Linked DNA regions of Homo sapiens: region 2 is linked to region 1. The links are chromatin contacts, found by Hi-C or POLR2A ChIA-PET in ENCODE. All regions are on one chromosome and are shown on one strand. The core of a region is the stretch at or near the end of the contact, and the rest is flanking DNA. Distances in the headings are between cores, read along the strand shown.

Region 1 (6,160 bases), core at 2,973-5,472:
TTTATTACCTTTATTATTTGTCTCTCCTCACTAAAGAGTAAGACCACAAGGGCTCCAACAGCTTATCTCTGCAGTTTGAACTTTGTTCATGGGTATCTCTTCTTTGGGGACGTCACTCCATTACCTCCTGCATGTATTCCTTCTGGTGCTAAAATAATCTGCTTGTAAGTTGGGATCAGATGTGAATTATTCACACTTACTAGAATTGAAGATTAACATGTCACCTCTCCTAAGGGTGCTTGCATATCAAACCTCAGGTTCAGTGCCGGAACAAACTGCCCTGTTTTTAATGAAAGGAAATGGGTGAGTAGGAGGTGGAGGTAGACACAAAAATGTTTGTTGTTTCCTTTTGTTATCAGCCATGTCCTGTCCTGTCACCCATGAAACCTTTACATAGACTGTTGGCATTTTGTCAATCTTACTCCTGTTTTTCTAGTCGGAGGTAAGTATTTGTGGTCTACATGGAGTTGGCGAACTATGAGCCCCATGAGTTTTTGTGAATAAAATTTATTGGAACACAGCCACTATTCCTGCCCCACGGCCTTTGCATTGATGGTATCCTCTACTTGGCAAACTGTCAAGTGTTGTCTATGTCTGCTTTCAGTCTACAACGGCAGAGTTGAATAGTTGAGACAGAGACTGTATGCTCACAAAGTCTCAAATACTTACTATCTGGCCTTCACAGAAATAAATCACCAACTCATACTCTGGAAGCATCCTGCCAGCTTTGGAAGTGATCTTGCAGCTTGGAATTTAGTTTAACAGCTCCATTCAACAGAGAGTCACTTCATTTACTGTGTACAAGGTGCTAGAGTTGGAAGCAAAGAAAGTAGACAAAGGGGTATAACATTTTGGAATCCTTCTAGTTCTGATTCCCACTGTGACTCAAATTATTTTTTTCCTAAGATTGTATCATGAAACATTTCAAAATATAGAAAAGTTAAAAAAAGTTAAAGCACCAATACACCACCATCTGGATTCTACAATTGACATTTTGCTGTATTTGCTTTGTCATATATCAATCCGTTTATCCATCTCTCTATTCATCCATTAATTCACTTTGTTGTCATTCCTATTATTATTGCTGCTATTGTTATTTTTTGGTGCATTCAAAGTAAGTTGCGGACATCAGTACACTTAATCCATAAACACTAGTTAATGTACATAACATTAACTAGAGGTTGTTAGTTATTCAAATTATTTTTTAATTTTTACTCCAATACTGTGATCTAGAAAGCGGCCTCCATTCAGCCAGAAGACAAAACTTTACAAAAGCTGAAAACTGAGAAAGGTTATCAGGGTAATTGAGGTAAGTATCAGGGGAATCATTCATCTAAATTTCTCCAGTTTCCTGGTTCAGAGATGAATTGGCCTTTCAGGCCTGAGAGTATTTTGCTTGTGATGGATTCTAGAAAGTTCTGTGGCTCAAAGGAAAGGGTCATAAGCTATTTTTTTTTCGGAGAACTGCCAAAAACCCAAGGGAAAGATAGAGAAAAACACAATTATGAGTTTCATGCAACAGCTGATCACATGTAGCTTCTTGGTCAGAGCACTGGTCGATGGAACAGACCGTGTCTGTGCAGAATGCTCTCATGAGGGTGGATATGGGAGTCACATGTGCTCATCTTTTCTGGATATCTTTGGATGTCTTTAACCACCCAGTGTATTTATGGCCTTCGTAAACTAGCATTTATAAAATAATCAGTCCTTGACTTGGAGCCAATTGATTTCCTGGGTTCAGTGAGTCTGAGTCTTTATAATATGGAATATTTCAGAGACATTTGTCATCTAATGAATAGCAGCTACACTGCCCTGAAGGGCAAATTAACAAAATCTACAAGAAAGAATTTTTGAGTTGATGGCTTGAAGAAGAAAGAAACAAAAATAAGGAAGTGTTTCAGATGTCCATGTACTTTTTTTTTTTTTTTTTTAATTTTTGAGACTGAGTTTCACTCTTGTTGCCCAGGCTGGAGTGCAATGGCACGACCTCGGCTCACGGCAACCTCCGTCTCCTGGGTTCAAGCAATTCTCCTGCCTCAGTCTCCCGAGTAGCTGGGATTAGAGGCATGCGCCCCCACGCCTGGCTAATTTTGTACTTTTAGTAGAGACAGGGTTTCTCCATTTTGGTCAGGCTGGTCTCGAACTCCCGACCTCAGGTGATCTGCCTGCCTCGGCCTCCCAAAGTGCTGGGATTACAGGCGTGAGCCACCGCGCCTGGCCCCATGTACTTCTATAATATGTATCTTTGAAAAGAAATTCAATAAGTTTTACAGAGGAGGAAAATGGAATTCGTGAATAAAAAAGAAAAGAGTCAAGGTACCTAAATAATGTGGTTGTCTTTAAAGATTATAATGGTGTTATTTGGAATCATTTAGGGAAGGCTTTGTTCATTGTCATATCAGCATGAGTTTTCTTTATGCTTCCCAAGATTCCAAAGGTGATCAACAGTCCATCTACACACTCATATATTTAGCCACCTACTCCACATCTTGATCTGGATGTCAATGACAGTGTGAAAAGTGCTCAAAGCTTAATATACAGGGTCACATTTCTCATCTCAAAACAGGACCCTGTTACAGTGAAACATTATACGCCCTTTGTTCATTTGTAAGAATTCTTCCCTCTCTCACCTTTGTTTCTCCTCATTTTAAGTCTTCTACCTTTTCAGACTTGTTCTTTTTTCTTTTCTTTTCTTTTTTCTGCAGGGGCCTGTAAATGGAATTCCTGCATTGCTCTAACCATGTACAACCTTGGACTTAGCTTTTACCTGTAACTGGCTTCTGAGAGACAAAGAGGAGAAACGTTCACTCCTAGTACACCTATTACAGCTGCAGAGGTAGAGGAGACAGTTGCAGAACTAGTTACAATGACGATAAGAAACAATACTTTGTTATTCCATAGCACCTTTAATGTTCATGTGTATTATCTCAGCTAGCCTTGAACTGCCTAAGTAAGGTGATGAGGACGGGTTTAAGCCCCACTGATATTTTAAAAGCCCAGAGAAAAGTGTTCGTTCCTCTACTAACCTGTTCTTTTAGAGCAGGGATCTGCATACTAGGCCTGCAGCCAAAATGAGTAGGTAGCCCACTACCTATTTTTGTATAGCCAGAGGGCTAAGAATGGTTTTTACATTTTAAGTGGTTTTACATTTAAGATCAAAAGAAGGATAATATTTCATGACAAGTAAAAATTATATGAACTCAAAATTGTATGAATTTTATGAATTTATATTTCAGTATTCATAATTAAAGTTTTATTGAACTACAGCCACATTCATTTATTTACATGTTATCTATGGCTGCTTTCTTGCTACAAAGGCAAACTGGAGAATGTACATGGCCTGCAAAGTCAAAGTATTTACTATCTGGTCCTTCACAGACAAAGTTTTCCAACCTTATTTTAGAGACACCACTGTCTTTCCTTTCTCAAAACCAGGCAATGAGCCTTCTGGTGTTTAGAGAATAGAAACTGCAGCTATGCCTGTACCACTAGTTAATAATCCTAGTAATCAACTAGATCCCCTCACTGGCTTGTGCCAGCTCCTCATTCTTCTGGAAAAACTCTCCAACGCCTGCCCACTGTGTTCCAACACCATACAAACTCTTAACCAATTATCTCCCCACTAGAGTGTGCCTTCTCTTCAGGCAGGAATAAAGACGTATGGCTGCCCGTCCCCACTCCCGCACTCCTTTTCTCGCAATTCTAACTGACAAACAGCAGGCAACTTATCTATGGAACAAACGATTCTGTAGTGCTTAGAATGTGACAGGCTCATTTAATTCTCATTTCAGCCCGATAAGGCTGGCACTATTATCATCACCATCCTCATTTTATAGAGGAGGAACCAGAGGCACAGAGAGACTGAGCCACCTGTCCCAGGTCATGTCAAGTGGTGCCTCCCAGCGGTGGAGGCAGCACTGGAATCCGTGCCGCCAAGCTCCGCCGGCTGGGTGACAGGGAGACTACAGTTAAAAACAGATTTCCCACAAGACCGACCGGAGCGCCGATCAGAGCACCTGCCCGGGCCACACATTTCCTCCTGGAGCACAGCAAGTGCCGCCTAAATTACCCGAGTGAGCATCTCTTCCCGGCACGAGAGGCAGGGAGGCCAAAGGGCCGCCAAGCTGGCCTGGGAGAGGCGTAGGGCGGAGCGAGAGTGGAGTGACATTCCCGAGGGCGGAGCCCCAGGGCCTCCGAGACCCGTAGACTCCCGCCTCCCGCCTCCTCTAGGCCGCCGGCCGCGAAGCGCTGAGTCACGGTGAGGCTACTGGACCCACACTCTCTTAACCTGCCCTCCCTGCACTCGCTCCCGGCGGCTCTTCGCGTCACCCCCGCCGCTAAGGCTCCAGGTGCCGCTACCGCAGCGTGAGTACCTGGGGCTCCTGCAGGGGTCCACTAGGTGAGGGAATGCTGGCGGTCAGTTTGCAAAATCCTGCCTTCCCCAGCTCACTTTAGACTCCTAGGGGAGATAACAAGAGATACTTAAATTGTACTACGAAATTTGGTGAAAATGGTAGACGGCTTTTCTTTCTGCAAAGCACTGAGATCTAAGTACCTCATCAGTTGTTCACATGCATACAATTTAATCGTAGGAGTCTGGAAGGACCCAGACATAATCTAGATGGGGATAAAGATACTTTCTGGTTGCTTCGATGTAGGTGATGACCGGCCTGTACTGCTTTGAGTATTAAGCTCGTTTCTGCGCCTTGCAACCTATCACCCAATAAATATTTATCGATTACTATTCAGGGAGGATACATTTTAGGGTAGGCCTTGACTAAGTGGAGGGTATTGTGGAGTAGAGCCCTTCTGAATAACAGCAGCTAACATTCTCATAGCACTAACTGCACCCCTTTGAGGTAGGCGGTCTTATCATTCCATTTTACAGATAAAACTGAGCCACAGAAAACCTCAGGTCACACAGCTGATATGTGGTGAAGCTGAGATGCAAACCTAGGCTGTCTGGTTCCAGAGTCTGCTTTTTGCCAAAGCACCTCTCTTCGTTTCAGTAGGAATCTTTGAAGGAATTGGGTATATTTCACTTGAAGAAAAGATTTAAGGGATTGGGGGTACTGTCTGCAAACACTTGAAGTGGAATAGGGATAGATTATATTCCTTCTGGGATAGTCCATTAGAACCTAGACCTCCCAAAGAGGAAAAGACTTTCGAATAACAAACTCTGGCTATAGGTAAGTCCTGAAATATGAGATACATTGCCAAGAACAGCTGGTCCATGACTTGCCTATGCTCTAGGAGACTTCATGAGTAAGCTGAAAGATTTCTTGCCCAAAATGTTGGCCCTGAACTTCAGGAATAGATGGGTCTTTGAATTCAATGACCCTCGAAGATCTCTTTTAATGCCAAGATCTTCAGCATGTTCTGGTAAGAGTTAGGGACCTCTTTGTTTTTCTCCATTTTCTCTAAGGCGCCACACAAACCTGCCCCCATCTGTCAGCCTCATTGGTAGCAACTACCTCATGGGTGCTACCAGTGAGGCTGACAGATGAGTGGCACTGGGGAAGGGGTGGGAGATCGAGAGAATTCAGTGAAGTAAGAAAGACAAAGTGTTCATTGGAGATTTTTAGTAAGGGGCCAACAGAGCTGCTAAAGTCATGCTTCACTTAACGATGGGGATATGTTCGGAGAAATGCATTGTTAGGTGATTTTGTCGTTGTGCAAGCATCTTAGAGTACACTTAGACAAACCTAGCTGGTATAACCTAGGTGTGTAGTAGGATATATGGTATAGCCTATTGTTCCTAGGCTACAAACCCATACAGCATGTTCCTGTACTGAATACTGAGGCAACTGCAACACCGTGGTGAGTATTTGTGTATCTAAACATACCTAAACATAGAAAAGATACAGTAAAAATATGGCATTATAGTCTTATGGGACTACTGTCATACATACAGTCCATATATTGTTGACTGTGTAATGTTGACCTGAATGTCATTATGTGGCAGGCACATGACTGTATCGCTAACCTTCGCACAAGATTACTGTAGGATTACATGAGATAGTTGTAAATAATTGGTGGGGTACTGGGCACCTAGTAGGTATGCATACATGTTCACCATCATTATGGTTGTTTTAAATCACCTAACCCAGGCCCTGCACATAGTAAGACATCAACAAATTGTAGCTGCTACTATTTTGCG
Region 2 (6,160 bases), core at 2,585-5,084, 240 kb before region 1:
AGTTACCACAAACTGAGATAGGGGAGACAGTGGGAGAAACAGGTTTTGGGTGGGAAATAAGTAGCTCAGGTTTAAGCATGTGGAGTTTGAAGTGAAACTCCAATAATCTGAGTAAGAGAATATGAAGCACTGAACTGGGCAGTGACAGTATAGTTGGACAGGGTACTTGGTATTCAAAGATAGCCATTGTGATTTTTAAAATGTAGGGTCTGTCACTCAGTTAAAGGAGAATAAAAGGAAGAAGTGGAGGAAGATCTCATTTAATGGCTGGAGTGATGCTAGCAGTAAGACGAGGATGAATCCCTGTACAGAAAAATAGAATTTGTTAGGCCGGGCACAGTGGCTCACATCTGTAATCCCAGCACTTTGGGAGGCCGAGGCGGGTGGATCAAGAGGTCAGGAGTTCCAGACCAGCCTGGCCAAGATGGTGAAACCTCGTCTAGAGATTTTTGTCTAAAAATACAAAAATGAGCCAGGCGTGGTGGCGGGCGCCTGTACTCGGGAGGCTGAGGCAGAGAATTGCTTGAACCCAGGAGGCAGAGGTTGCAGTGAGCTGAGATCGTGCCACTGCACTCCAGCCTGGGCGACACAGCAAGACACTGTCTCAAAAAAAAACAAACAAACAAAATCCCCCACAAACCTGTCATGAGAAACAGGGAAGGGAAAGATGATGGCAGGTCATACCTCTAATCAAATGGGATTTTTTTTTTTTTTTTTTTTTGAGACAGGGTCTCCGGGTCAGGTGCAGAGGCTCACGCCTGTAATCCCAGCACTTTAGGAGGCCGAGGAGGGTGGATCACTTGATGGCAGGAGTCCCAGACCAGCCTGGCCAACATAGCAAAACCCCATCTCCACTAAAAGTACAAAAATTAGCCGTGCATGGTGGTGCAAGCCTATAAGCCCAGCTACTCGGGAGGCTGAGGCAGGAGAATCACTTGAACCCAGGAGGCGGAGGTTGCAGTGAGCCGAGATTGTGCCGCTGCACTCCAGCCTAGGTGACAGGGCGAGACTCCGTCTCAAAAAAAAAAGAAAAAGAAAAACAGAACGAGATGGGGTCTCTGTCACCCACGCTGGAGTGCAGTGGCACGATCTTGGCTCACTGTACCCTCCGCCTCCCACGCTCAAGTGATTATCCCACCTCAGCCTCCCAAGTAGCTGGGACCACAGGCGTACCACCACGTCCAGCTAATTTTTGTATTTTTGGTAGAGACGGGGTTTCGCCATGTTGTCCAGGCTGGTCTCGAACTCCTGGCCTCAAACGATCCACCCGCCTCAGCCTCCCAAAGTGCTGGGATTACAGGCGTACAGGCGTGAGCCATGGCGCCCAGCCCTCTAATCATATTGGATTTAAGGTGTCAATGGGATAGCTGAGAGGAAAGGTCTAGGAGAGAGTTGGCAACACAGCTCTGGTGCTCAGGAGCAGTCAGGAAGCTACAGATAGAAAGAGAATCCCCTCCTCCCAGCAGTTACAGGTATATCAAGGGAGACTCACAAAAAGGAGCCATGAAGGATGCTGAGACTGAGAACGGTCAAAGGCAATCAAGGAAGGCGCAGAGCTTGGAAGATCCAGGTGAGGAGGTTCCAGGAAAATCCAAGTAAACAGAAATTCAATTTAGCTAATGCTTGATTGCAATACCTATAACAATACATGAGGTTATTTTTGTTCAGGCCTAAGGTCTATCCTCTCTGTTAAATTAGAAGTTATAGTTTTTTAAGAGTTGGTTATTTAAACTTACTCACTGCATTCATAAAACCCAAGTTTGTGAAACCAAAAATAATGTTTAACCAGCAAACACAGCACATATCAACTAATACCATACATTACTGTATTTCAGGGAGAATCTGTCCGTACATAAGTTTGTCCATAAAGATGGGTCCCTGGGCTCGATGGACTACAGGGGAGCTTTCTGTGTTATATACTCTTTGCCATCACTGATGATTTATGTATATCCTTGGATTTTGCTAACCTGCCCCTTAGCTGTTTTCCAGACTTAGAAATGCGTGGAAACAAAGATTTTGAAAGCCCTCAATGAGTCATTCATAAATCTTGTATTTATTAAATGACAAGCAGCTTGAACTCTGCCTGATTAAGCCATTCATATGTAGGCAAAACAGACAGAAAAAAAAGAATGTACTCTGACTAAAGGTTACAATTACATTGGAAAAAAATTCCTTCATTTTCAACAGATGGACCCTTCCTTTGATCACCACCTGATTTCAAAAGGCAACAAGCCTTTTTGCAATTCCCTGAAATCTAAATTAGAGATTATGCTGCGATATCTTGACTGAGAAAGCTCAGCTTCCCCCTCTCACCCACTTCTTCCCTGGGAGCATGATCCCAATGTGTGGTAGCCAAAGGTTTCAGAATATGTTTCTAATAACTGCTCTTTGTGCTGCAATTAATTGCCCAGTGCCACCAATCAGATGAAATGCATTTTCCCCTTTCCGTCAAATTTCCCAAATATTCATATTCATTCATTCACTCACAATTCACTCAACCTTTACTGCGTTCCAATTGTGAGTGGTTGCAGCTTTTTGCCTGGCTCCAGGGAGAAGAGGGCAGGTGTGTACAGGCACAGAGAACGGTGCCCTTGCTGCTTTTGGCATTTCAGTGAATTCCAACCCTGATGCTGAGGTTAAAAAAAAAAAAAAACCTCAGTAAAAAATATTCCTAGAAAGCTTTACGGTTTTCCACTTCCAACATACCCAAGAAGAGTGGCCACTCCTGAGAGATGTGCAGGGACAATTCAAGGGTATGCTCTGGGGCAGCTTCTCTCACCACAGAAATAGCACTACTTGTCTCCATACTCTAGCAAGACTTTTAAACAGCAGAGTGATGGCCAGATTATCAGTAAAGGAAGAATGGGAAGCAGAAAGCAACGCGGTTTTCAGTGGCTAGGAGAGAACAAGTTCTTTTCAAACTAAGTTGTACACATCAACTCCCCTTATCTCTCAAACTTTCCCAGCGAAAATACACAGGAGGGAAGGGCACTGACATCAATATTAACCAATTGCCACAAGCCTCGGGGCAGAAGCATTTAACATTGAATGCCACAAGAATCACGAAAACCAACAAGGTTTGTATTTGGAGGTTCCTCTCCTTCAGCTTTAGGGCTGAGCACAAAACAAAAAGGCCAGAAGAAAGAACTGCAGGGTGAAGAAAGCTCAGATTTGCCCGCATGGCACAGTTGTGATGCTGATACCCTGTCTTGGGGGTGAGTGGCTGTGAGTCTCTCCACAGCCCCTAGCATAGTGGGTGGTGCGGATACAATGCAGATCTGAGGGAGTTCCAGTTTACTGAGCCTCGGTTTCTGGAACCGCAACCTCAGATTTGTCGCCCTTACCCCCGTCTCTAGCTATTTCACAGAAGGCTGGACTTTCTGGAGTTATTTGGATTCAACCAACCTTGGCAACCCTACCTACCAAGGAACTGCTCTCCCGCGCCCCCACCCCCTTTTCTCTGGAACAGCTGTTATCGCGTCCTGTGCAAAGAACCTTAAAGGATGACAGCCGTTTGGTAACTCCCATAGTGGAGGAAGAGGGCTGGGGTGGGGGAGTTCGACACCCCATTAGGCCCCACTCAGTACTCCCGGGCGCCCTGCCGGGACCCAGACAATACTCGCAGGATCAACAGCTCTCCTAGCTCCGGAACCCGGTGCGCCAGAGCGGAGAGTCGTGGGAAGAATCACGGCCCTGTCTGGATCGGCCTGTCCCTGGTCGCCCCCCACTCCTCTCGGCCACCCGTCCTTACCTGAGCGTCTCTCCAGATCACGAACCTAGCCGCTCGCTCGCCTACGGGGATCCGCAGCCTGCACGTCCGGCCATCGAAGCTACGCCCCCTCGTGCCCTGTTACGCCCCACATACCAGGGCCACGCCCCTCAATGGAGGCCACGCCCCCACCTGGCAGATCCACGCCCCACTACGTCCGTACTTATTGCCCCGGTCACGCCCAACCAAACTGTGCCAGTCTCTGCCCTCCACCCTGGCCACACCCCTTTAGCTACAGCCACGCCCCTCTCGCCCGGGCCACGCCCCCATTCACCCCTGCTCCCTCCTAGCCCCGCCTCTGCGCTCCCCCTGGGCTCTTCCCTCTAGCCTGGGCCACGCCTCTGAGCCCTGCTCTGGCCCCGCCCCCGCCGGACCAATCCTCCCTCCTCCTGCTCGCCGCTGGCCGCATTAGTGGATTGAAACTAGACCTGGGGCTTCAGAGCCTTATCTAAAAAGTGACTTTCCCTCGGTTCCTCCCATCTCCAAACACCACGACTTTATGTGCTGGGAACAGGTGACTCAGTAGGGAAACAAACACTGAACGTGTCCTTTCCCGCTAGTTTTCATGTCCAATTTACCCGAGTTTCTTTGAGCCAGTTTTTATGTCCTCTGAACTCGAACTGTGGACCCGTGTTCCTTCCAGCCCAATTTTCATATCCTCTAAAGCAGAACTGTGGATGTGTTCCTTCTAGCCTCTTAGCCGACCTTAAATACTAGGCAGATGAGTGGAAAAAACAGAATTCCTCTACTTCCTGATGTCTCCTTCAGATGGGCTTTCCTAAGCACCCAGTGCCCCGTTGCTGCTGAGGGCGTGTGAAGACATCACCCCCACTTTGTGCTTTGAGATTACTCTGCTATCCTTCTTCCCTCAATTTACAACTCTGGGTCCACGTGAAAAATATGAAGAAGCTATAACCAGCTTTCTTCCCCTGTGTACATAAATCTCTGACTCATTCATGCAAATTTCATTTATTGAGTACATGCTCCCCTGACAAACAAGACAAGCCTCAAGAAGCTTACAGTCTGAAGTTGCCCCAACTTGGGTTTGGATGAGAAAATTGGGGAAGATGTGGCAAAAGGTTAATAGGTGGAAAAGGAGTTGGTAATCTCAGGTCATTAGTAGGAATATTTGGGGGTAGTAAACATAGGAAGCCACTTTTATAGTATTTAGTACATTTCTTTACACAATAAATTATCAAAAAATCTTCACTGAATATCTACTCTTCCACATGTATAGAAATATATAATTTCCCCCCTTTGTAGAAGTAAAATTTGCTACTTATATTGCTTCATATGCCAACAATAAAGATTTTACTATCACACAGTTCTTTTTTCTTCTCCTCCCTTGCATTTCTGGCTTGAAGACAGTGAGAATATTCAAAATGTTGGGCTAGAAGGAACACAGAGAAAAGAACAACTTTCAACAGAACACTTTCATTATGCTCGCCCTGACCCTGAGAACTCTGCCTCATTTATAAAATGTTTCAACTGTCAGTCATTTTTTGCCTGAAAAATGAATTCACAGAAATTGGTCCAAATACAGTCTATATAAATTACTGAGTTTATTTTTATACAAGTAGTTCTACTTCACCTTCTTCCACAAATGATTTGAGGCAGCGTCCTAAAATATAGACATTAGTAGATTTAAAAATAGGGGAAGGAACCAGTGAAAGGAGAGCTTAATGGAAGGAGAATGATGTGGCCAATGATAAGATTAACATTTAAGTTTGCACTCCATCAGATCCAGAACAGTTGTCAGAAGTAGGCCAGAAATTTGACCCTAACTAAGCTGTTGAATAGCCATAGAAAAGAGGAAATAGCAATCATTTTTAGGTTTTTACTGTTCATAAGATAAAAACTGGCTTTTTTTCTTTTCCCTTTTTTTTTTTTTTTTTTTTGAGACAGAGTTTTGCACTTGTTGCCCAGGCTGGAGTGCAATGGCGCGATCTCAGCTCACTGCAACCTTCGGCCCTCAGGTTCAAGCGATTCTCCTGCCTCAGCCTCCTGAGTAGCTGGAATTACAGGCATGCACCATCATGCCCGGCTAATTTTGTATTTTTAGTAGAGATGGGGTTTCTCCATGTTGGTCAGGCTGGTCTTGAACTCCCGACCTCAGGTGATCCACCCGCCTCGGCCTCCCAAAGTGCTGGGATTACAGGTGTGAGCCACTGCACCCGGCCTTTTTTTTTTTTTTTTTTTTTTTAATGGAATTTCACTCTTGTTGCCCAGGCTGGAGTGCAATGGCATGATCTCGGCTCACTGCAACCTCTGCCTCCCGGGTTCAAGTGATTCTCCTGCCTCAGCCTCCCAAATAGCTGGGATTACAGGCGCCCGCCACCATGCCCAGCTAATTTTTGTATTTTTAGTAGAGACGGGGTTTCACCATGCTGG

What was found. Hi-C counts contacts between places; a loop is a spot of excess contacts on that map. ChIA-PET counts read pairs that join two places held with the same protein, here RNA polymerase II (POLR2A). Pooled maps may share reads with other maps.
Region 2: a loop to region 1 is called in a pooled map, with 5 times the contacts of the local background. The contact joins the promoter of CA5B here to the promoter of PIR in region 1. A Hi-C loop is called at or near these places in 1 of 37 single-sample maps with no recorded cell type and 7 of 50 pooled maps. POLR2A ChIA-PET finds 5 or more read pairs at or near these places in 1 of 52 experiments (PC-9).

Annotation. Positions count from the first base shown.
Region 1 is chrX:15,491,395-15,497,554 of GRCh38, reverse strand. It overlaps PIR (pirin), which reads left to right and starts at 4,222. Exons shown (of 10, transcript NM_001018109.3): 1 at 4,222-4,365. RefSeq lists enhancers at 3,806-4,309, 4,310-4,812.
Region 2 is chrX:15,735,944-15,742,103 of GRCh38, reverse strand. It overlaps CA5B (carbonic anhydrase 5B), which reads right to left and starts at 3,834. Exons shown (of 8, transcript NM_007220.4): 1 at 3,752-3,834. The region is part of intron 4 of CA5BP1-CA5B (CA5BP1-CA5B readthrough); the gene reads right to left. RefSeq lists a silencer at 3,870-4,169.